4 separate regions of the Homo sapiens genome follow, and all the other regions are linked to region 1. A link is a contact called in ENCODE Hi-C or POLR2A ChIA-PET data. All regions are on one chromosome and are shown on one strand. Each heading gives the region's core, a stretch centred on a gene start or an enhancer-like site at or near the end of the contact. The rest is flanking DNA. Distances are from core to core; before and after follow the strand shown.

What was found. A loop is a pair of places that touch in the nucleus more often than their neighbours do. ChIA-PET counts read pairs that join two places held with the same protein, here RNA polymerase II (POLR2A). Pooled maps may share reads with other maps.
Region 2: a loop to region 1 is called in a map of posterior vena cava, with 16 times the contacts of the local background. The contact joins the enhancer-like site here to the promoter of ARFGEF2 in region 1. A Hi-C loop is called at or near these places in 1 of 168 maps with a recorded cell type or tissue (posterior vena cava). POLR2A ChIA-PET finds 5 or more read pairs at or near these places in 1 of 52 experiments (CD4-positive, alpha-beta T cell).
Region 3: a pooled map shows a loop between it and region 1 (10-fold over the local background). The contact joins the promoter of PARD6B here to the promoter of ARFGEF2 in region 1. A Hi-C loop is called at or near these places in 5 of 50 pooled maps.
Region 4: a loop to region 1 is called in a map of endothelial cell of umbilical vein, with 5 times the contacts of the local background. The contact joins the enhancer-like site here to the promoter of ARFGEF2 in region 1. A Hi-C loop is called at or near these places in 1 of 168 maps with a recorded cell type or tissue (endothelial cell of umbilical vein) and 1 of 50 pooled maps. POLR2A ChIA-PET finds 5 or more read pairs at or near these places in 2 of 52 experiments (T-cell and activated CD8-positive, alpha-beta T cell).

What each region holds. Positions count from the first base shown.
Region 1 is chr20:48,920,370-48,925,745 of GRCh38, reverse strand. It overlaps ARFGEF2 (ARF guanine nucleotide exchange factor 2), which reads right to left and starts at 4,035. Exons shown (of 39, transcript NM_006420.3): 1 at 3,736-4,035. The coding sequence starts at 3,856. RefSeq lists an enhancer at 3,325-3,404 and silencers at 3,775-3,824, 3,865-3,964, 4,195-4,274.
Region 2 is chr20:50,473,824-50,479,236 of GRCh38, reverse strand. No RefSeq gene overlaps it. Among named protein-coding and RNA genes, the nearest start is that of PTPN1, 34 kb to the left of the region's middle. Within about 2 kb of position 3,241, at least 7 of the 41 ENCODE cell types and tissues checked have a DNase peak (open chromatin) inside an H3K27ac peak, as active enhancers do.
Region 3 is chr20:50,728,079-50,732,839 of GRCh38, reverse strand. PARD6B (par-6 family cell polarity regulator beta) reads right to left here and starts at 1,260. Exons shown (of 3, transcript NM_032521.3): 1 at 988-1,260. The coding sequence starts at 1,053. RefSeq lists silencers at 818-1,607, 1,708-1,917 and enhancers at 2,108-2,157, 3,110-4,309.
Region 4 is chr20:47,313,829-47,319,364 of GRCh38, reverse strand. All of the region lies in intron 2 of ZMYND8 (zinc finger MYND-type containing 8), which reads left to right. LOC100131496 (a long non-coding RNA gene) reads right to left here and starts at 863. Exons shown (of 1, transcript NR_024594.1): 1 at 1-863. RefSeq lists enhancers at 1-125, 126-1,042, 1,043-1,960, 1,426-2,625, 1,961-2,878. Within about 2 kb of position 3,529, at least 15 of the 41 ENCODE cell types and tissues checked have a DNase peak (open chromatin) inside an H3K27ac peak, as active enhancers do; they include endothelial cell of umbilical vein, where a contact is called at or near this core.

The DNA of each region.
Region 1 (5,376 bases), core at 2,786-5,285:
CCCACCTCAGCCTCCCAAGTAGCCGGGACTACAGGCATGCACTACCACACCCAGCTAATTTTTATATATTTTTTTAGAGATGGGGTTTTGCCATGTTGCACAGGCTGGTCTCAAACTCCTGGGCTCATGCAATCTGCCCACCTTGGCCTCCTAAAGCGCTGGAATTACAGGCATGAACCACAGTGCCCAGCCATAGATAAATTTTTCCATATCGAATTTTAAATAGATTATCCTATTAAGCCTCCAAACTTCATATAGTTTAAGAGCAGAAACATAACTTAAAGATACATGATGGGAGAAGATGAGTCTTAAATAAGACAATTATAAAAGGGAGGTTTAAGAATGTAATTATATTCTCCAACAGAGGGCTGAAAGGTTGAAGATTATTAATATATATCAAAGTTTCATAACAAGGTAAAGAGCAACAGTATCCTTGGGGCGATGAATACTCTCACAGGCTGTCTTGATTTCTCCAGATAAAGGTTGGAAGGGCACTATCCCCTACTTGGGCAGTCCCTATTTATGCTTTTGGTGTATAGTGCGGACGAATCATTGAGATTACTCCAAATCTGCTCCATCATGATTATCACAATTTTTACAAAGGACAACCCCTGTCTTCATTGAGTTTAGGAAGTTAATACTCCAACACAGCCTTTCAATCACGTAATTACATTCTTATTTACTGCATCTACAAACCAAATAGAGCAGTAAGTCATTCCTGAACGAGGAACTAAGGTTAAGAACATCAAACCAGAGTAATTACAGCTGCTGTGGTTTGTCACAGCTTAAAATAATAATAATAAAAAAGTAATAGCAAGCATTTACTGAGCACCTACTACATGCCAAGTTTTTTGCACATGTCAATTAACTTAATCTTTACAATAATCCTATAAGGAAGTAACTTGTCCAAGATCACAAACGTAGCAAGTGGAAGGCAGGAGGTTTGAACACAGAAGTCTAGGGTCCCAAAGAATACACTCCTAGCTAACATCTACACTATACAGTCCCTGCAGCCCTGATCCTCTCCCCTAATATGCTACAGCTGGTGGAATCATATCACAGAAGCTGTTTCCTGTAAATGCTCTCTATCATCCAAGCATTTCAACTTTGAGCCGTCATTTACAGTTCCTCTTATCACAATTAACAACAATCTATACATGGTAATCTCTAAAATACCACATAGCTGCTCCTTATACACTGGCTCGTTTCAGCCTTTTTTTTTTTTTTTTTTTTTGAGACAGAGTCTTGTTTTGTCGCCCAGGCTGGAGTGCAGTGGCGCAATCTCAGCTCACTGCAAGCTCCACCTCCTGGGTTCACGCCATTCTCCTGCCTCAGCCTCCCGAGTAGGTGGGACTACAGGTGCCCGCCACAGCGCCCAGCTAATTTTTTTTGTTATTTTTAGTAGAGGCGGGGTTTCACCGTGTTAGCCAGGATGGTTTCGATCTCCTGACCTCGTGATCTGCCTGCCTCAGCCTCCTAAAGTGCTGGGATTACAGGCGTGAGCCACCGCACCTGGCCCCAAATTTCTCTTCTTAAATGGGACTACTGGACACAAGACTGGGCCTTGAGAGACAGAGAGAAATATCACCAGGCATTCTGCTATGTGTTCTACTCTAAGTAAAAGCAGTCATTTCTATTTAACAGCAATGACACACAATTATTCTCTTAAAAAAGATGGTCACTTAACAATATGCATACGTTCCCTTATGACAGTTCCTATTATGCCATTGGCACAACCCCAATTTGTGATTCATATAACCTGTAGTCAAATTACTTCCTATCTAGGCCATTTTTTACAATTCACTACTAAAAACTGAAAACATGCATTCCACTACTTGTGTTAGGAAAACTTGAACTTCTGAACAAAGATACGATCCGAAAATATCTATTAAATTCTCAGCGTTAATGGCCCTTCATGACCCAGATGAAAATTTTATAAGTAGGTTCCAATAATATGATGCACACTTTGGTGAAAATTTTATGTTAAGAAGTTTTCTGAAGAAAAAATAAAAACTCTTCTGCCAAATAACTATTCTGAAACCTCCACAACAATATCGAGAAGATAGAGTCCAGGCAGATTTCAACGTGGAGTTATAAATACCAGGCTCTTGCCTAACAAACTGCTTTGCAGTGCTTATCCCACATTGCTGATAAAATACCCAACAGCCTTGGTTATTGGAAGAGAAAAGCTTTAAAAATCTACATCTCAGTAAATTCCTTCCACTGATCCTGAATTTCACGGACTAGCAACTGTTTCCAGATTATCTAGACTACCACCTCTGCATCAATAGTTGGCCCCTGAGGGAGTCTCAGGGCCCTCTGAAAATCTGATGAAAGCCAGGGACCTTCTTTCCAGGGAAGTGCAAAGTTCACCAGCCTATTTCTAAATGCCAAAAGAACACTACTCTATACTTTGTAGCAAATGAAAGGAGAAAGGTGATAACAATCTCAAACTATGTGACTAAAAATCAAACTTTCCATTTGCTCATTTTGTTAGGAAAAACAGGCCTTTACAGATTCCAAACCAAAGACGTTGGGGCAGTGAATTAGCTTGAAAACAGCTCTGGTCAAATGCATGGATTCTCCCACCAAGAACTCTCTTCTGAAACTCCATATGGTGGATAGTTCTTGCCTTTCAGTATTCAGCTCAAGTGTCACCCTCTTGGAAAAGATTACTTTCCTGACCACCTGATTACTTTTCCTCTTGGAAAAGATTACTTTCCTGACCATGGAAAGCAGTCCTCAAGCCCTCTTTATCACATCTTGCTGTTTTATTTTCAAAATAGTATTTATCAGTATTCCAAAATACCTCACCTATTTTCTTAATTAATTATTTTGTCTCCTCTATTCGAGTATAAGCTCCATAGGGGTAAGGACCATGTCCGTCTTGTTCCCCACTGAATTCTCAGTACCTGGTATGCAGTGGGCACTTGATAAATATTTGTTAAATGATTAAAACTGAAAGATAGGATAGTGATTTTGCTATCAATTATCAAGCCTTTAACTATTAGTTAGAATTCTCCCTCTTTCCATAATCTGAGGGTCCATTCAATCAGCAAATATTTATCGAGCACCTACTGTGCGCCAGGCACTGTTGCAAGCGCAAGGGATACAGCAATGAATAAGTCAGACAAGTATCTTCGCGCTGAAGACCTTGTATTTTAGTGGACTGCTAGGAATAAGCAGATGTCTTGCTCACTACAATGCCTGGGAGATCCAGAACACCTTCTACAATCCTTCCTTGAGGGAAAGAGCTATGGGAGATCCCCAAACCAAAGGAAAACATTCTCCAACGGGCACTTCCAAAACAAGAATCAGGGGTTTCCCTAAACCAGTTGGACGGCTCTTCCTACATGCTCTGTTCACCTAGGGGAACCCCAATCAGCAGAGCTCAGGTAACGAAAAAACTTGGGGCAAGGGCTACTGTTTCTAGGACTTGGAGGTGGTGAGGGGAGGAACCAGGAAACAGGGCGACAAGGAATCGTGGCAAAAGCCCTGAGCTGGAACCCTGAGGAACAAGCTCTGGTTGTCACCAACTTGCTAGGTGACCTTGGGCCAGTCCCGAGCTGCCCGGGCAACACTTCCTCCGGGGGTATAATGAGGAGGAGGCCGGAAGGGTGGAATTCGGGATCGGGGGGAAGCGGAGGCCAGGAGGCCGGGCCAAGGCCGAGTAGGATAGGGCAACGGCCGACGTGCTGAGGCCAGCGCGGGGCAGGGCGGGAGCGGCTCACCCACCGAGCGCCACCTGGCAGGCCCTGCGCAGCTGGGAGTGCTGGGGCCGCTTCACCTCCTTGTCGGCTAGGATCTTCTCCAGGGCCCGGGACACGAACATGCTCTTGGTCTGGCTCTCCTGCATGGCCCCGGCCCGGCGGGGGCTGACGGCCCCGCGGGCGGGCGGCGTGAGCGAGATGGCGAGCTAGGCTGCGGGCCCGGCGTCCCGGCCGGCACCGGCCGCGTCCGTCCGCGCCGCCCCGTCAGGAAGCGACACCTCGGCCCCACGGCGCCGCCATGTTGGAGCGCGTCACGTGACCACGTGACTGGCGAGGCCGCTACGGCCGCCTAGCGTCCGTCGGCCCCGTGACCCCCAGCGGGGCGGAGCCTAAGGCTGGGGGCGGAGCGGAGTCAGGTGGGCGAGAGACAGAAGGCGAGGGTGGAGGGTGGAAGAAGAGAAGGTGGGGAGGGGAGTGGGCATGGGCGAAGGGTATAGGGGACGCGGGGGCTAAAGAAAGGCGAAAGCGGGGAGAGGTGGTGATGGAGATGAGAGGAGAGAAGCGCAAGGTAACGGGAGGTGAAGGGGAGCACGAGAATGGAGATGACGTGGGTAAGAGAGGAGATGAGGAAAGGAAGGGGAACGAGAGGATTGGCAAAAAAGAACGGTGACAAGGAGAGATGATAAAGGGGCAGGAGGAGAAGGCGAGTAGGAAAGAAAAGAGGTGAGGGAGCGAGGACTGGAAGCTGGTGAATGAATGAGAAGTGATCGGGAGTAAGGGGCGTCAGGAGGAAGGAGGAAGGGCGATGAGAAGGCGGCGGCGGAGGGGAAGGGGGGAGGCCCGGCGCGGCGGCTCACGCCTCTAATCCCAGCGCTTCCGGAGGCCAAGGCGGGAGCATCGCTTGAGCCCAGGAGTTCGAGACCAGCCTGGGCAACATAGGGAGACCCTTTCTCTACAAAATAAAAAGTAAAACAGCCGGGCCTGGTGGCGCTGCTTGTGGTCCCAGCTACTGGGGAGGCTGAGGTGGGAGGATCGCTTGAGCCTCGGAGGTTGAGGCCGCAGTGAGCTGTGATGGCACCACTGCACTCCAGCCTGGGCCACAGAAGGAGACCCTGTCTCAAAAAACAAACAAACAAAAAGGAGGTGAGTTAGTTATGGAGGAGATGAGGTGGTGTGGGAAGAGGTGAGAGGGAGGCACAGAGGTAAAAGAAAAAGGAGAAAGACAGGAGGGAGAGGGGAAGTGAAAAGGAAAGAGAGGTAGAAATGAGAGGAGGGGAAAGAGTAGGAGAAAGGGTGAAGGGAGAGGAGGTAGGAAGGGGAGCTGTCAGGAAGAACAGAAAAGAAAGAAAAAGATGAGAGTAACAAGTTAGGAAAACAGGAAAGAGATGGAAAAAGGAATGGTGTAGGAAGGAGGTGAAGGGGAAGGAGGTGAGGAAGAGTGGAAAGAACATGCTGGGAGAATAGGAAATGGAAGGGGTGGAGGGAGAGGGGAGGTGAAAGGAAGACAGAGAGGGAGAGAGAGAAGGTGTGTTTATGTCTATTCTCCACAAGCAGGGTTTCACCACAGCCACTGGCAAGATACACACATCCATATGACCCTCCTGTCACAGCAGCAGTGACCTTGCAGTTCAGTGAACTTCTGTTTATTGAGTGTCGCAGCTGTGCA
Region 2 (5,413 bases), core at 1,992-4,491, 1.6 Mb before region 1:
AGGTGCGGTGGCTCACGCCTGTAATCCCAGCACTTTGGGAGGCCAAGGTGGGCAGATCACTTGAGGTCAGGAGTTTGAGACCAGCCTGGCCAACATGGTGAAACCCCATCTTTACTAAAAAAAAAAAAAAAAAAAAAAAAAAAAAAAGATACAAAAAAATTAGGCGGGCGTGGTGGCAGGTGCCTGTAGTCCCAGCTGAGGCACTAGAATCACTTGAACCCAGGAGGCAGAGGTTGCAGTGAGCCCAGATCATGCCACTGCACTCCAGCTTGAGTAACAGAGTGAGACTAAATCTCAAAAAAAAAAAAAAAAAAAAAAGACACAAGCAACTAGACCTGGAGAAGAAGGAACTGGCATGAGAGCACACCATCAGGCACCGGCAGATGCCAGCAGGCCATCGACCGGTGGAACAACTTGGAGTTTGGCTGGGGTGGTGGGAGGAGAGCCTGGGCCACTCAGCGGCCCAGGTCCAGGGGAAAATCGCCTTCCCACTCCATCCCCTTTGGCTCCCCCATCTGCTGAGAGCTACCTCCACTCAATAAAACCTTGCGTTCATTCTCCAAGCCTACGTGTGATCCAGTTCTTCAGGTACGCCAAGGCAAGAAACCCCAGGATACAGATAGCCCTCTGTCCTTGAGATAAGGCAAGGGGTCTAATTGAGCTAACACAAGCTGTCTATGGACGGTTAAACGAAAAGAGCACCCTGGAACACACGCCCACTGGGGCCTCAGGAGCTGTAAACATTCACGCCTAGACGCTGCGTGGCCAGAGTCCCACACCCTGCCCGTCTGCCTGCTCCCCCTAGGGGTTTTGAGCAGCGAAGCACTGAGGAAGTGAGCCACACCCCCATCGCATGCCCTTCGAGGAGGATAAGGGAACTTTTCCTGTGTCAGTACCAGTGTTTGAACCAACGTCTGTCTGGCTGCAGAAACCATATTCTTCGCCAGTGCGTAGGCCTTGGTACCTTAGAAATGCGGGGAGAGGGACCAGGTTGTGGATTCACTCCTAACTCATCATTAACCTGCTGAGGACCTCAGTTTCCTCATCTTTTTGGTTAAGGACCAGTCCAGGAGTTGCAAACTCAAATGCCTACAGGGATCAAGAAGTGACATAAATGAAGGCAATGAACTGTTTCATTGTTGTGAAGAAACGTATTTTCTCGTTTCTTTTTCTTTTCTTTTTTGAGACGGAGTTTCACTCTTGTCACCCAGGCTGGAGTGCAATGGCGCGATCTCAGCTCACTGCAACCTCTGCCTCCCGGGTCCTGGTTCAAGCGATTCTCCTGCGTCAGCCTCCCGAGTAGCTGGGATTACAGGCATGCGCCACCATGCCCAGCTAATTTTGCATTTTTAGTAGAGACGGGGTTTCTCCATGTTGGTCAGGCTGGTCTCAAACTCCCAGCCTCAGGTGATCTGCCCGCCTCGGCCTCCCGAAGTGCTGGGATTATAGGCAAGAGCCAGCATGTCCCAGGCCTTTTTTTTTTTTTTTTCTTTAAACATATGGCCCTCTTAGTCTATCTTTCCTTTCTCCATTAGCATAGAGAACTGGGCACAGAGACAAATCATTTAGAAACTGCACTTGGCTGACAGTAACAGAGACTTGATTTCAGTGACTTAAACATATTAGAGATTTATTTCTTTCACATAAAACCATGTCTGAAAATCTGCATTCCAAAGAACAGATATGGCAATTCTATGATGTTTTCGGGGATCCCATTTCCTTCCATCTTTAGCATAGAACCTCCCTCCTCAAGGTCACAGAATGGCTGCTCAAACTCCAGCCATCATGTTTATATTCTAGGAAGATTGGCAAGACACCAAAGGGCTTTCTTGGAAACCCCAACATCAACTTCCACTTATCATGCATTGGCCATTCAATCGGGCACTACTGACATTTTGGACTGCATAATTCTTTGTTGTGGGAGGGAGACCTGGGGATTGGAGGGCTGTCTAGCAGTACCCTGACCTCTACCCACCCACCAGATATCAGTAGAGCACTCCCTGCCTCCCTCCCTGCCCCTGTTGTGGTAACCAAAACTGTCTTCCAAGACTTTGCCAGATGTCCTCTGGGGGACAAAATCACCTCTGACTGAGAAACACTGGGCAATTCTTAGCTTCAAGAGAAACTGGGAAATGTTATTTCAAAATTCATTGCCAATAGTGTAGGAGTTTCTATAAGTAAGAAAGAAGTAGAGGTTGGACATATGGATGGCAAATAACAGTCTTGCCCCAAGAGAACTCATTCAGTTTCCTTTTAATTCTACTTAAACAAAAACAGTGACCCAAGAGTGATGATGAACAGTGTCAGGCTATAATAGGGAAGGGTGGGGACTGTGGCACACTGAGAGCCAAGGACCCATCTAAAGGAGGTACAGGATTTTTGTGAGCAGCATTTTACCCATAAGATACAAGTTTGCAACATTTAGTCTATACAATTTCAAAACATGTACTATGGAAAATTTCAAACATCATCTAGAAAAATAGAGTCATATAACTAACTCTCCAGTATCCACCTTCAGCAATTATCCACATTCATTTTGTCAATTTCATCGTAAGCCTTTTGTCACTTCACCAGTAGTTGATACTAAGTTGTTCTTTTTTTTTTTTTTTCTGAAACCACCATGCTATTAGCACACCTTCCAAAATTAACAATGACATCTTACTATGAACCAGGTGATTTTTTTTTCTTTTTTTCAGACAGAGTCTTGTTCTGTGGCCCAGGCTGGAGTGCAGTGGCACAATCTTAGCTCACTGCAATCTCTGCCTCCCGGGTTCAAGCAATTCTCCTGCCTCAGCCTCCCGAGTATCTGGGATTACAGGCATGCGCCAGCACACCCAGCTAATTTTTGTATTTTTAGTAGAGATGGGATTTTGCCATGTTGGCCAGGCTAGTCTTGAACTCCTGACCTCAAGTGATCTGCCTGCCTCGGCCTCCCAAAGTGCTGGGATTACAGGTGTGAGCCACCATCCGTGGCCTATTTTTATTTTTTTTAGAGAGGGTCTCACTATGTTGCCCAGGCTGATTTCGAACTTCTAGGCTCAAGCAATCCTCCTGCCTCGGCCTCCTAAAGTGCTAGGATTACAGGCGTGAGCCACCACGCCCGGCCGTCGATCACTTCTTCAAGGATGTGGCACATGCCTTGAATTTAGACCTGCTAGCACTTCAAGCTGGGCGGGAACTAGGGACTGCCGGGTTCCCACCCACCTCCTGCCATCTCCCTTGTGCTGACTCATTTTTGACCCTGAACTTGTTCATTCACCCAGGCCTTTGCTTTCTTTTGTGCAAAACAAGGAGAACAATTCCAACTCGCCTCCCGACAATGAGGCAGGAGCAGTGTAATTGAAGGACTGCACATGCCCTGTGCACGTATTAAAGTACTTAATAATTACTGCAAAAATAGCAGCAGTGATGAGGTGATTATAAGCCCCAGCAGAAGCCCCGCATAAACAAAGAGGTCCAGAAAGGGCTCTCATGTTCTTAATGTTCTGACTCTAGACAATCTAAGACCCACAGCCCACAGCCCTCCTGGCCCTGAATCCTTACATTTGCCTTCTATTAATACAGGAAGACGTTTTTGGTGGCCTGACAAGAGAAAAGGTTCAAAGTCCAAATTCCCCATTTGTGCCATTAAGGGAGAAAGATATTTTGCAGCTTGGTTCCTAAATTAGAAGATGATTCCCAAATCATCTTCTAATTAAATGTCTCTCTTTATCTCTGCACCTTTTATATTGCTGCTGACACAGCTTTGGAGCCGGGTGGTGCTCAGGGTCAAGGGGAGGCGGGGTGATACATTCCTTTTTTTTTTTTTTTTTTTTTAGCTCACTGCAAACTTCACTTCCTGGGTTCAAGTGATTCTACTGCCTCAGCCTCCCCAGCAGCCGGGATTACAGGCATGCACCACCTTGCCTGGCTAATTTTTGTATTTTTAGTAGAGACGGGGTTTCACCATGTTGGCCAGGCTTGTCTTGAACTCCCGGCCTCAGGTGATCCACCCGCCTTGGCCTCCCAAAGTGCTGGGATTATAGGCATGAGCCACCGTGCCCGGCCAGATGATACATTCTTTAGGTGCACGCTTGGAGATGCCCAAACAGGCCTCTGGCTCCTGCCATGCCCTGCAGAGGACACTCTTAAAATATCCAGGGGACAGATGCTATTTTTGAGGTGCAGCTTAAAGGCTGCCTTGTGGCCCCTACATAATCTGCTGCCACTCTGAGCTTGCTTCAAAATAGATCTTGCCTTGCCTTTTGTGCTTCCAGGAAACTTGGTTTCTCAGTTTTTACTTTCATCACGAGTTAGATTTGCTGATTCTACAAGTCCATATAAATGGCATTAGACAGCCGAGCACGGTGGCTCACGCCTGTAATCCCAGCACTTTGGGAAGCTGAGGTGGGCGGATCACGAGGTCAGGAGATCGAGACCATCCTGGCCAACACAGTGAAACCCTGTCTCTACTAAAAATACAAAAAATTAGCTGGGCGTGGTGGCACGTGCCTGTAGCCCCAGCTACTTGGGAGGCTGAGGCAGGAGAATTGCTTGAACCTGGGAGGCAGAGGTTGCAGTGAGCCGACATCGCGCCACTGCACTCCAGCCTGGGCAACAGAACAAGACTTCATCTCAATAAATAAATAAATAAAATGAATAAATGGCATTAGACAATATGTACTCCTTGGTGTCTGGCTTCTGTTGCGCAACAGAATGTCTGTGAGATTCATTTGTGTGGGCTGTATCAGTAGTTTGTTCATTTTCATTCTTTTAATATATGTGTGTATATATATACATATGCACACTAAAATAATGTATACTAATAATATATTTAGACTATTTTAGTAGACTTCCCAGATTATAGATTAAATAATATATTTGTATATTTGTAATATATTTGTATGTATACATACATATATACACATACATATATATATATAGTAAACATTTATCCATTTATCCATTCTGCTGTGGATAGTAAACATTTATCCATTCTGCTGTTGAACACTTGGGCCACTTCCAGTTTTGAGTTATTATGAATAAAGCTGCTATGAACATTTTTATTTTATTTATTTTATTTTATTTTATTTTATTTTATTTATTTTATTTTTGAGACAGAGTCTTGCTCTGTTGCCCAGGCTGGAGTGCAGTGGCACGATCTCGGCTCACTGCAGCCTCTGTCTCCCGGGTTCAAGCAATTCTTCTGCCTCAGCCTCCCTAGTAGCTGGGATTACAGGCATACACCACTACGCCCAGCTAATTTTTGTATTTTTACTAGAGACAGTTTCATCACATTGCCCAGGCTGGTCTCAAACTCCTGGCCTCAAGTGATCTGCCCACCTCAGCCTCCCAAAGTGCTGGGATTACAGGTGTGAGCCATCGTGCCTGGCGTTTTATTTTTTATTTTTATGCCCTGCCCTTTTCCCACTCC
Region 3 (4,761 bases), core at 11-2,510, 1.8 Mb before region 1:
CTCAGGGCCCAGCCAGTGTCCTGTTTTGTATTCTGCAATGTCTAGAAGTTATTAAAAAGGCATGAAGGCTTTGCAAAAAAACAGCTTGAGGAAGTCATAACCTTTCTAAGCCTCAGTCTTCTCAGAGAATTGGGCTAGATTATCTAAGCTCCTTTTAACTCTTCAACTCAAGAAACGCTTGCTGAAAGTGTTCCCTTGGCTGCCGATCACCTTCAAATTCCAGCTCAAAACCCCCTTTGGAAGGCATTCCCTAACTAATCCCTCCCTACAGACTACCCTGCTCACTGAGCCTTGAGATTTAGAAATTCAGTGAATACCGAAGTAATTATCAGCAGATTGGCATACCGTTGGTCAAGGGGAAAAGCACTTGATGTGAGTAGGTAGCAGGATGGAATGAAAAGAGCATCTAGAGTCAAACTGTAAAGTGCTACTCCAACGTAAGGTGATAGTACTAATTTTACAGATTAAATGCATACCAAAGTTAGTGCTAGAAAGAGCGCCAGCAGGAAGCAAAGCGAACTTTTAAAGGGCTGTTTAGTTCACTGGGCTCTCTCCTTCGCCACTCGATGCGCCCCTTAACCACAGAAAGTGGGAACAACGGGGTGGTCCAGGGCCCTTTACTCACAGCCCAGCAGGCAGGATTCTCCTACACCTTTTGAGCAGCCTCGCATTTCACTCAGTGTGCGCCATCCTTGGATATACCTTGGCCCCTACTCCCGTCCGTGAACACGGGAATGAGATTTACGGAATGAGATTAAATGCTGGACTAGGTCTTCTTCCTGCCCGGGCCAGGGGCGGACACTAGCGCCCCCTGACCCCCGCCACCCCCTCCTCGGCAAGTTTATTACCCACAGTCTCCCGACCGCACCGTCCAGACCCCGGGGCAGCTCAGCCCGTCGCCTCCCCCGGCGCTCCGAGCCTGGCCCGGCCTCTCCCAGGCCCCGGCCCCCCAGGCCCGCCGCTCCGCCCAGCCCGGGCCCCGCGCACCTTGCTCTTCACCTCCATAGTGCCCAGGCAGCCGCTGCCCGCCCCGTGCCGGTGGCTGCGGTTCATGCTGAACGCCGAGCCCCGCGACGGCCTCCTCCGGCCGGGCGGCCCCTCAGGAGCGCGGGGAGCGAGTGCGCGACTGGGGATCTCGGAAAGCGGTTGCGGCCCGGGCGCCTCCTCACAGGCACCTGCAGAGGGGGCGGCCGCAGCTCCGGCGTCCGCGCTGAGCTCCACTCCACCAGCTGCTCACACGGCGGGACCGAGGGTCGGACTGGTGGCGCGGCAGGCGGGGAAGCAGCTCCCTCCCTCCGGGCCCCGGCGGCGACGGCGACAGCGCTGGAGGAGAGGAGGGGGCGGAGCGGAGGCCACAAGCGCCGCAACCTCTCCCTCTGCCGCCTCCCCCGCGAGCCCGCGCGCGCGCACCCGAGCGGACCACAGCCGCGGCGCGTGCGCGCGCTCACCTGCAGCCCCCGAAGATGCCGCAATCCCTCGCGTTCCGCCCACACCCAATAGAAAGCGCGCACCTGCGCCCGCGGCGCCAACCAATCGATACACGCCTCGCGCGGTGCGTGGGCGGGCTGCCTCCTCAAAACCCCGCCTACCACCGCACGATTGGTCCTGCGCTACGAGGGAGGGGCGGGATCACCTGAAGCCATGGCCCTCCGCCCCGCTTCAGGCCGGAGAGCCAGAAGGCGCATGCGCGGGTGCTGGAGTTTCCGCCCCGGGAAGGCACGCGGGGAGGCCGGCCGGAAGCGCGAGCGCACCTGAAGAAGGGCTCGGCTGGGTGGGCCTTTTGCGCACGCGCGAGCGCGCGCCTGGTTGCCCGGCTCCGCCGGGGCTCGCGCCGCTTAGCGCGCGCCAGTCACACGCACGGTCCAGGGGATTGGATGCGCCGCCCGTCCGGTTGCCGAGGCGCTGCGGGGCTATTCGGTTCCAGCCGGGCCCCCTTCCCGCTTCCACTTTGGGATGCTGCAGCCCCCAACGACGCCCCTCCACCGCCCCTTATCGTTGCTTAGGCGTCCCGCTGCAACTCTTGGTTGCAAAATTCAAGTTTTCCCGCCTCTGCAGCGGTTGCTGGGGGAGAAGCTTAGGGCTCTCTTGGCTTCATTTTGTCCGAAGAGACTCTGCACGCCTTAAGTCCGTCAGGTCGAGAGGGAAGGAAAGTGGGCTGAGGCGCGGGAAGGCTCCTTGCAGGCCCAGCCTCCCTGAGGATTTCTAGTCCAGTCTTTCAGGGCTTTTTTTTTTTTTCTTTAAAAGTCTTCCTTTTCCCTCCTCCCGCCATTCCTTGGCCATTCGCTGTTTCTACAAATGACAGCCTCTAGGTTGTGTTCGTTTCCCGGAGTGACCAAGCTGTGTCCCAGAGCAACAAAACGCTGAATCCTCCTCTCTGAACGTCCCAGAGCCCGGCCTCTCTTCACACAGACCCTGTGGGTCATGGGGAGGAGAGGAGAAGACTGAAGCTTTTGGCTGGAGGAGATTCCCAGGTCCCAAGGTCTCCCTGTGGGACCCGGGAATCCAAGAGCTGTTGAAACCTGCAAGCCAGGAAGGGGGCAGGGGAATGGAGGTGGAGGGGAAGGTCCAACCTGAGATTTGGCAAGAAGAGTGGTTAGGGTACCTTCCTCCCCTCATCTCCCTGCCCACCTCGGAGGCCTCCTAACACTTGTACCCCTGTTGCCCAGCACTTGTTACAAGTTACAGGTTTCCCATTTTTGTGTGCATCTGAGTTTTGTGAGTAATCTGCCACCAGCCTAGAATGAAAGCTCCCGAAGGCGCAGGGACGGCTTGTGCTTTGCTGGCATTGAGTGGCACAGAACCCGACTCCCAGCGGGTACTCAGATGGGTCTTTGCTGGGTGCTGCCACTGAGGGTGTCCCTTCTGCAGGCTCTTTGCCCCACTTGGGTTCAAAGGCGAGAAGCTCATTTTTTTCCCTCTGGAGGATTCAGGTAACCAGACGTTTTGTGGGAGGATTTAAGGTTTTTCTGGCCACCTGTGGCAGCACAGGTGGAAAGGACACCAATCCAAGCTGTATAATAAATAAGCAAGCTGCCTCCACCCCCTGTTTGAAAGCACATAGGAGGTGACTCAAGTTCAGCCGGAAATAAAGTGCATGTCAGGGCCTGTAACTCCCCTGTTTGGACTAGCACAGCAGTTCCCAACCTTTTTGTTTTCAAGACCCCTTTACACTATTAAAAATCATGGAGGACCCCAAAGTACTTTGTTTATGTGTAATGTCTTTCAATATTTATCTTAGAATTAAAACGGATGTGTCCAAAACATGGGAGTACACAAGCATGCATTCCAACAGTCATCAGAGTGATGATGTCATCACATGTCTTGTCCCTTCTGGAAAACTCCATTGTATACTCGTGAGACAATGGGAATGATGAGAACAAATGACATCTTAGTTTTGTGAAAGCAGTTTTGGCCTTGCAGAGACCCCCGTAAAGGGGTCTCAGGGACTCCCAGAGACCACACTCTGATCATGGCTGGACTAGATACCATGTCACCACCTTTAGAGAGCTCCGTTCTTAGGTCTCCTCCTCCTCTCCCTGATTGGCAAGGCCACACCCTGGGAGCAGCACCCCAGCTCTGTGTGAGTGAGTGTTGGGTGGTTGAGTTTTACTCCTGTTATCGGTACTGATTTATCAGGAAGTTCGTGGGTGCCAGTGCACCTGCGTGGGCCCTGCATTCCTGGAGGTGTCGTCACATCCTCTCTCCCTTCCCCAGGTGTGGCATCCCTCTTTACTTGGACTTTCCTTTCTAGAGGGAGGGCCAGGCCAGAGCTTCCTGGATTTCTTAAGGAAAATTATTTCAACCCGTGCGCCTGGGTTGTATAAGGAAGAAAAGTAGAAAATAGTTGGAATTTGATAAAGGTATTGTGAAGGAAGAAAATCCTTTCATTCTGAGAGATGTTAAGGCCACAAGTGTGTTCACTGGGCCTGAATTTCAGCCTTTCTTGAGAAGCATGATCAGCACAGACGAGGATTTTATATTCCCGTTTCTTCCATTTGAAGGCTAACCCTAACCTTATTTCTGTCCATCATCCCTCCCCACCCCCAAATCCTCAAGCTAAAGCTGATCAAGACTTACAAGTGGCCTAAAAAGCTAGTCCCCTGCCTGGGAGAATTAATACTCAGTGGGTTAGGGAGATAAGTAAGGTGAACATATGACATTATGGACTCTCTAAATTATAGGTTCACAGAATCGTTAGTCCAGAATGGGCTACCAGAGATAATCACGCCCATACACTGTCAGGCCTCTCCACTCTCTGAAAGAAGTTAGTGAAGGTTACACTCCTGCTTTCTGCTCCTTTTCAATACTGTCTGTGTCTTTAGGTTCTACAAATACCCTGTTGTGTTTGTTTGAAAGCTACCTTGTGAGGTGAAAGGAGTTTGTAATTTTCCACAATTAGTTTTCTTAATTCATTATTGTGTAATGATTCTTCTTCCTTTCCTTCTTCCTCTAACTCTTAGGAAAAAAAAAAAAGGTGGCAAGAAGTCATCTGTAATGCTGGTAAAAATTTTTTCAATAAATTTCTCTTGCCAGCTCTTTTTCTCCTTGATTGCACAAGTTCCAATTCTGATGGAGCTGGTTAATCATTCTTTGAGAAATAGTTGAAGTGTATATTTACGAATATCAGACTACTCACTGAAGCATTTTAAGCCCTTTAGCAGAGGTGGAATTAAGTCACATGATCTGTTTTCTGGTTAATAGCTTATAATACTGTACTGCTTTTTGCGCGGAGCTGGGGTGGTGGTGCTCACAGACAGAGAG
Region 4 (5,536 bases), core at 2,280-4,779, 1.6 Mb after region 1:
TTGTCACCTCGGCCAGCAGAACAACTGCAGTTCCTCGTATTTATTCACAATCCCACGAAATCAATGGCTCTTCGGTGCACTGCACCGGAGACTTTCAGCTCAGCCGAGCTGCTGTTGAGGGTGATAAATTATAGGCGAAAGCCCGGGGACATGAAGGCAAGTCGCTGGGTTTCAGACTGCCTGATTGCAAAGAGGTGACAGTGTCCTTGCCCCGCCGGGCGACCTAATGCGTACAAGACCGGGGCTGGCCTGGTAAGTGGTGACTCTTAGCCTGTTCTCTTTGCTTCTTCCTCCTCCCCCTGGGAGAGGCCGCTGAGGATCCGGAAGCAGGAATGTCTGCTGTGGGTGAGCCTCTGTTCTCTTTTGAACAAGAGAGGCTAGGCCCTCTGAGCAGCCGCACTTTCTCAATGGCAGGTAAGTGCCTCCTCTTGGCGTTCCCTGCCCCTCGCATGTTCTGCCTCCGAGGTACTTGATGTTCCTGGTGAAATGCCATTTTCCCCAAGTTGAGAGTGACCTTTCATTCCACAGCCTCATTTCCATTCCAGCCCTCCCTATCCCGGCTCTGGATGAGAAGTTCCTGTTGATTTGCAGAGATTCTTTATAAGCACAGTTCAGGCCAGTGCAGTCCTCTGGAGGAGAGGGCTCAGCCCGGCAGCTCTGGCAGGCCCAAGTCAGCCAGGGTGCAGACCGGTCCTCGAGTTTCTGTGGGTCTAAGAGACGGTCAGCGTTGGAGGAAATAATCATTTGCTAATGCGAGCGGTTTTCATTTACAAGTTCCTCCTGGCTTAGGCATTCTCTGCTGCGAGGACAATTTTGCTTCCTCCCCACCCCCAACCTTTGCTCCTGATTTCTTACTTCTATGCTCTGCCAGGAGGAAATTCCGGACTTTTGTCTCTTTATGATGTAATTACTGGTTGGGGAGGGCCCCAAATATTCCTGGGGAAGGGAGGCCTGTTTGGGTACCTGCTCTGTGTCTTTGGGAAACGCTTTGAAGTGATTAACCATGCTCTGCTTTGCTGCTTCTGGGGGAGCAGCAGTGTGTGGTCATGTTTGAAGTAGGCCAAGGGGAGGACTGGTGATTACGAAAAGGGCTGTAGAGCAGGCCTCTGCTTCTGACCCTGCCTTCACAGTTACTGGGGGAAACCTGGCATTTTCAGTCTGATTGAAATGCAGAAATCCTGTCCTGGGCTGATTCTGGTCTCCAGTCTACACAGGCCGGTGTTTTCCATAGCTTTGAACTTGTGGAATTGATTTAACATGCTCCTTCCAGAAAGCAAGCTGTGTTTTTGGAGTGGGGGGCGGTAGTCGGGGAGGAGGTGGAAGAGAAGCAAGAAAAGGAGGAAGAGTGATTGGTTAAAAAAAATACAGTTACCCATTAGTTACCATTGAATAGGTGCTTACTATTTGCCAGGTATTATACTAAGAGCTTTACGTGAATTAACTCATTGACTTCTTCGATAACTTTACAAGGTACCACTTGTAAAGTGGTAAACTCTCTGAGGCACAGAGAGGTTAAGTTGCCTTTTTACGGTCACACTGCAGGGGAGAGCACAGCCAGGTTCTGCATGCATTTTGACGCCAGAAAGCTGATTCCCCACCACTGTGGCATCCTGCCTCTCTGTCGTTTGCAACCTGGCCCATGAGAGCATATGCCTTGACCTATGTGTCCTGGTTTGCCCGGGACCCAGCTAAGCACATGGTTGGTTGCCCTACTCCTGTGGCCTGTCATGCCTGTCTCAGCCTGTGGACCAAGCTTCTCTTTTCGTTCAGGCCCCAGCAGGCTTGCTGTCGACATCATTAAGGAAATTAAACACCCACAAAAACACAAGAAGCTCCCGGCCTTTCAGCTGCGGCCCTTTCCCTTGAGGGAGGAGACAATTCCCTGTAATGGTGTGTCATTTCCTAGCCCCTGGAGAACGGCATGTGCTGTGACTCAGGCACCGGATGTGGGGGCAGGAGTGGGGTGGAGGGCGGGTACCTGATGTGGCCTGCTGGGGAGGCCTAGCCTTGATGGAGGCTGGAAAAGGGGAGGTGAGTTGGCCCTGGAGCCCCCAGCCTATTTCAGGGACTGATGCCACTGTTTGGAAATTGGGAGGTGAATGTGCTTTCTGGGGACTGCCTTTGAGAGAACGGTGTCATCAGTGAATGACACGACTTTCCACCTTTTCCCAGTTCCTGAAACTGTTTGTTGGACCTTCTCTGTCCCTATACTTCCATCTGCAGTTTAGGGGAAAAAAGGCAAAATGAGAGTGTGCTCTTAAATCATAGACCCTAAATTAGGGAGTCCTCTTGCTACAGGGCTGAGGATGAGGCCCTCCTGGTACAAGGCCATGTGGTACAGAGATTAGAAGCTGGCCCTCGGAGTCCCACTGCCTGGGTTGAAATCCCAGTACTGCTCTGGCCCTCGGAGCCTCACTGCCTGGGTTCAAATCCCAGCACTGCTCCTTGGTAGCTTTGTGATCTCAGGCAGGTGACTTAGTGGGGACTACAGGAAATGCATTTTGAACATTGCCTAGAATATCACATATAATAAAAGAAACTCTTAGCTTTCTTTCTTTTTTTTTTTTTTTGAGAGCGAGTCTTGCTCTGTCACCCAGGCTGGAGTGCAGTGGTGCGATCTTGGCTCACCACAACCTCCACCTCCCTGGTTCAAGCAATTTTCCTGCCTCAGCCTCCCAAGTAGCTGGGATTACAGGCGCACACCACCACTCCTGGCTAATTTTTTTGTATTTTTAGTAGAGATGGGGTTTCACCATGTTGGCCAGACTGGTTTTGAACTCCTGACCTCAGGCAATCTGCCTGCCTCGGCCTCCCAAAGTGCTGGGATTATGGGTGTGAGCCACCACACCTGGCCGAAACTCTTAGCTCTTCATACTCTTGGCTCAGGAAAGCTATGAGCCTGTGTTATCTTGAATTAAGATGCCCCTTAAATCAAAAGACATCCAGGAAGTGCTGAGCTCCAGGATGATTTCTGGTGGATCACAGGCTTGGGAAGGATCTCCTCATATGCTTGGTTCCTTTTTTTTTTTTTTTTGAGACAAAGTCTCGTTCTGTTGCCCAGGCTGGAGTACAATGGCATGATCTCGGCTTACTGCAACCTCCGCCTCCTGGGTTCAAGCAATTTTCCTGCCTCAGCCTCCTGAGTAGCTGGGATTATAGGTGCTCACCATCACATTCAGCTAATTTTTGTATTTTTAGTAGAGACGGGGTTTCACCATGTTGGTCAGGCTGGTCTCGAACTCCTGACCTTGTGATCTGCCCACCTTGGCCTCCCAAAGTGCTGGGATTACAGGCGTGAGCCACCGTGCCCGGCCTCATGCCTGGTTCTTAATACCCAGTAGACCTTCCCATATTGTTACAATTTCAGCAAAATGTCACAAGGAGAGGAAAATTCTGCTGCTTTCCGCTCCATGCCAAGCTGTTTTCCTGAGTCACTGCTCTGTCCTCTCCATAAGGCTGCATTCCTCCCTCACCCACGTTAACTCATTCAGAACCACTCATTTTTGGGGGATGGGTGAGAGGCAGAGGGTTGTGAGTGAGCCAGCCGGGCGGGGTCACAGGTCCTACTCCCTCAGAAAAGGCAGCAGAAAAGTCTTTCAGATCCAGGGTGAACCAGTGGTTCAGTCGACAGTGGCTGTTTGTCATTGTTCAAAGTTTATAGATGAAATGCACTGGGCAATACATCCTTGTCAGAATTAAATCATTAAAGAAGAAAAAATTGACTCAGCTTTCTGGAAAGGGTCCTTATGGAGCCTGGGTACCACGGCTACAGTCAGGTGTACACCCACCAGTCCATCATCACCAGAGGCCCAGCCCCCACTGGAGTGGGGGGCATTTAAGTAATAATGCCCCCCTGCTGTCTCATCCCTCCGAAGGATACCGAATCCAGCAGGCATTTCCTAATTCTTCTCCCTACAACCCTTCATTGAAATCTCCTGCTGTTGACTGATGTGTCTGTTGTTTGGAACCTATCAAATTTCGACCCCTTGGATACAGTCACTGAACTCTCATCAACTCCAGGGGGAATTGGTGTTTGTAACAGCAAACAGAATTGGGGTTTTTATGTTTTGCTGAAACTAGAAGGTTTGGAATACTCTCAGGTGTGGGCATGCTTGGGCTAGGACCCACCTCCCCCTACCTCTTGCTGAGCAGAACCTCAGTTTCCCCCTTTGTTTCCTGGTGGGCTTGGGTGATAGTCCCTTGCCAACTCTAAATCGCTTACAAGTATATTACTGTCTAGTGATTTTTTTTCCCACTTTCTCATTAAATTAAGTAATGTTGAAGAGGGACTTTTAACATCCTCTGGGGGCCCTGAAGTTTTTAATCATTGGAGCTGAGGACACCTTTGCAAAGGTGAAGGAAGCTATGACTCCATGTCCCTAGAAATTGCACTCCTGTATACAGTGATGGCCTGTTCAAGGGTCCCTGGAGCACTGTCTGGTCTTTAAACAAGAACTTCTAGTCTAGTCCCTTTCTCCCGGCTCTTCCCATTTTGCAGGTGAGGCCCTGAGGCCCTGAGAGGTGGAGACTTGCCTGGGGTTGTTTCCTGTTTAGCCTCATTCTCCAGCCTGACTCCCTTGCTTAGCTTCTATCCTGAGTCCTGAACCAACCCCTCAAATAATGTCTGGAAGTAGAGGCCATTGGCTCTGGCTCGCCAGTGTGGAACAGGATTGTGTAGAGTTGAGAACTCAGACCCCATCTCCTAAACACATACACATACCCTAGCGTTCCTCAAACTAGTGTACCTCCCAGTCTTCGGGAGGACTTATTAAAACAGATTGCTGGGCCCTACCCCAGAGTTTCTGATTCTGTAGATCTGGGGTGGGGCCTGATAATTTGCATTCTTTTTGTTTTGTTTTGTTTTTAAAGATGGAGTCTCTCTCTTTCGCCCAGGCTGGAGTGCAGTGGTGCAATCTTGGCTCACTGCAACCTCTGCCTCCTGGCGCCAAGTGATTCTCCCGCTTCAGCCTCCCTAGTAGTTGGGACTACTGGAGCGTACCACCACACCTGGCTGATTTTTGTATTTTTAGTAGAGACAGGATTTTACCATCTTGGCCAGTCTGGTCTCGAACTCCTGACCTCAAGCGATCTGCTAACCTCAGCCTCCCAAGGTGCTGGGATTACAGGCGTGAGCCACCGCACCTGGCCAATTTTCTTTATTTTCGTAACGTCATCCAGTCACATGATAAATAAGTACACAAGGGTATAGAGTGGAAAATAATCCTTCCCTGGACTCCCCTTCCCTGGACTCCCTGCAGGCACCCCTCCCAAGGCAACCAGTAGTCCCCAAGTCGAGCTTTGTTGTACTTTTGTGTTCATCCAGGAATATTCTAGGTTTATGCAAACATTGATGTGTATATTAAATCTTTTTTTGGGAGGAATATTGGTCCATTAATGGTGCTAGATACACTTTATTTATTATTAATTTTTTTGAGACGGAGTCTTGCTCTGTTGCCCAGGCTGGAGTGCAGTCGTGCGATCTCAGCTCACTGCAACCCCTGCCTCCTGGGCTCAATCGATTCTCCTGCCTCAGCCT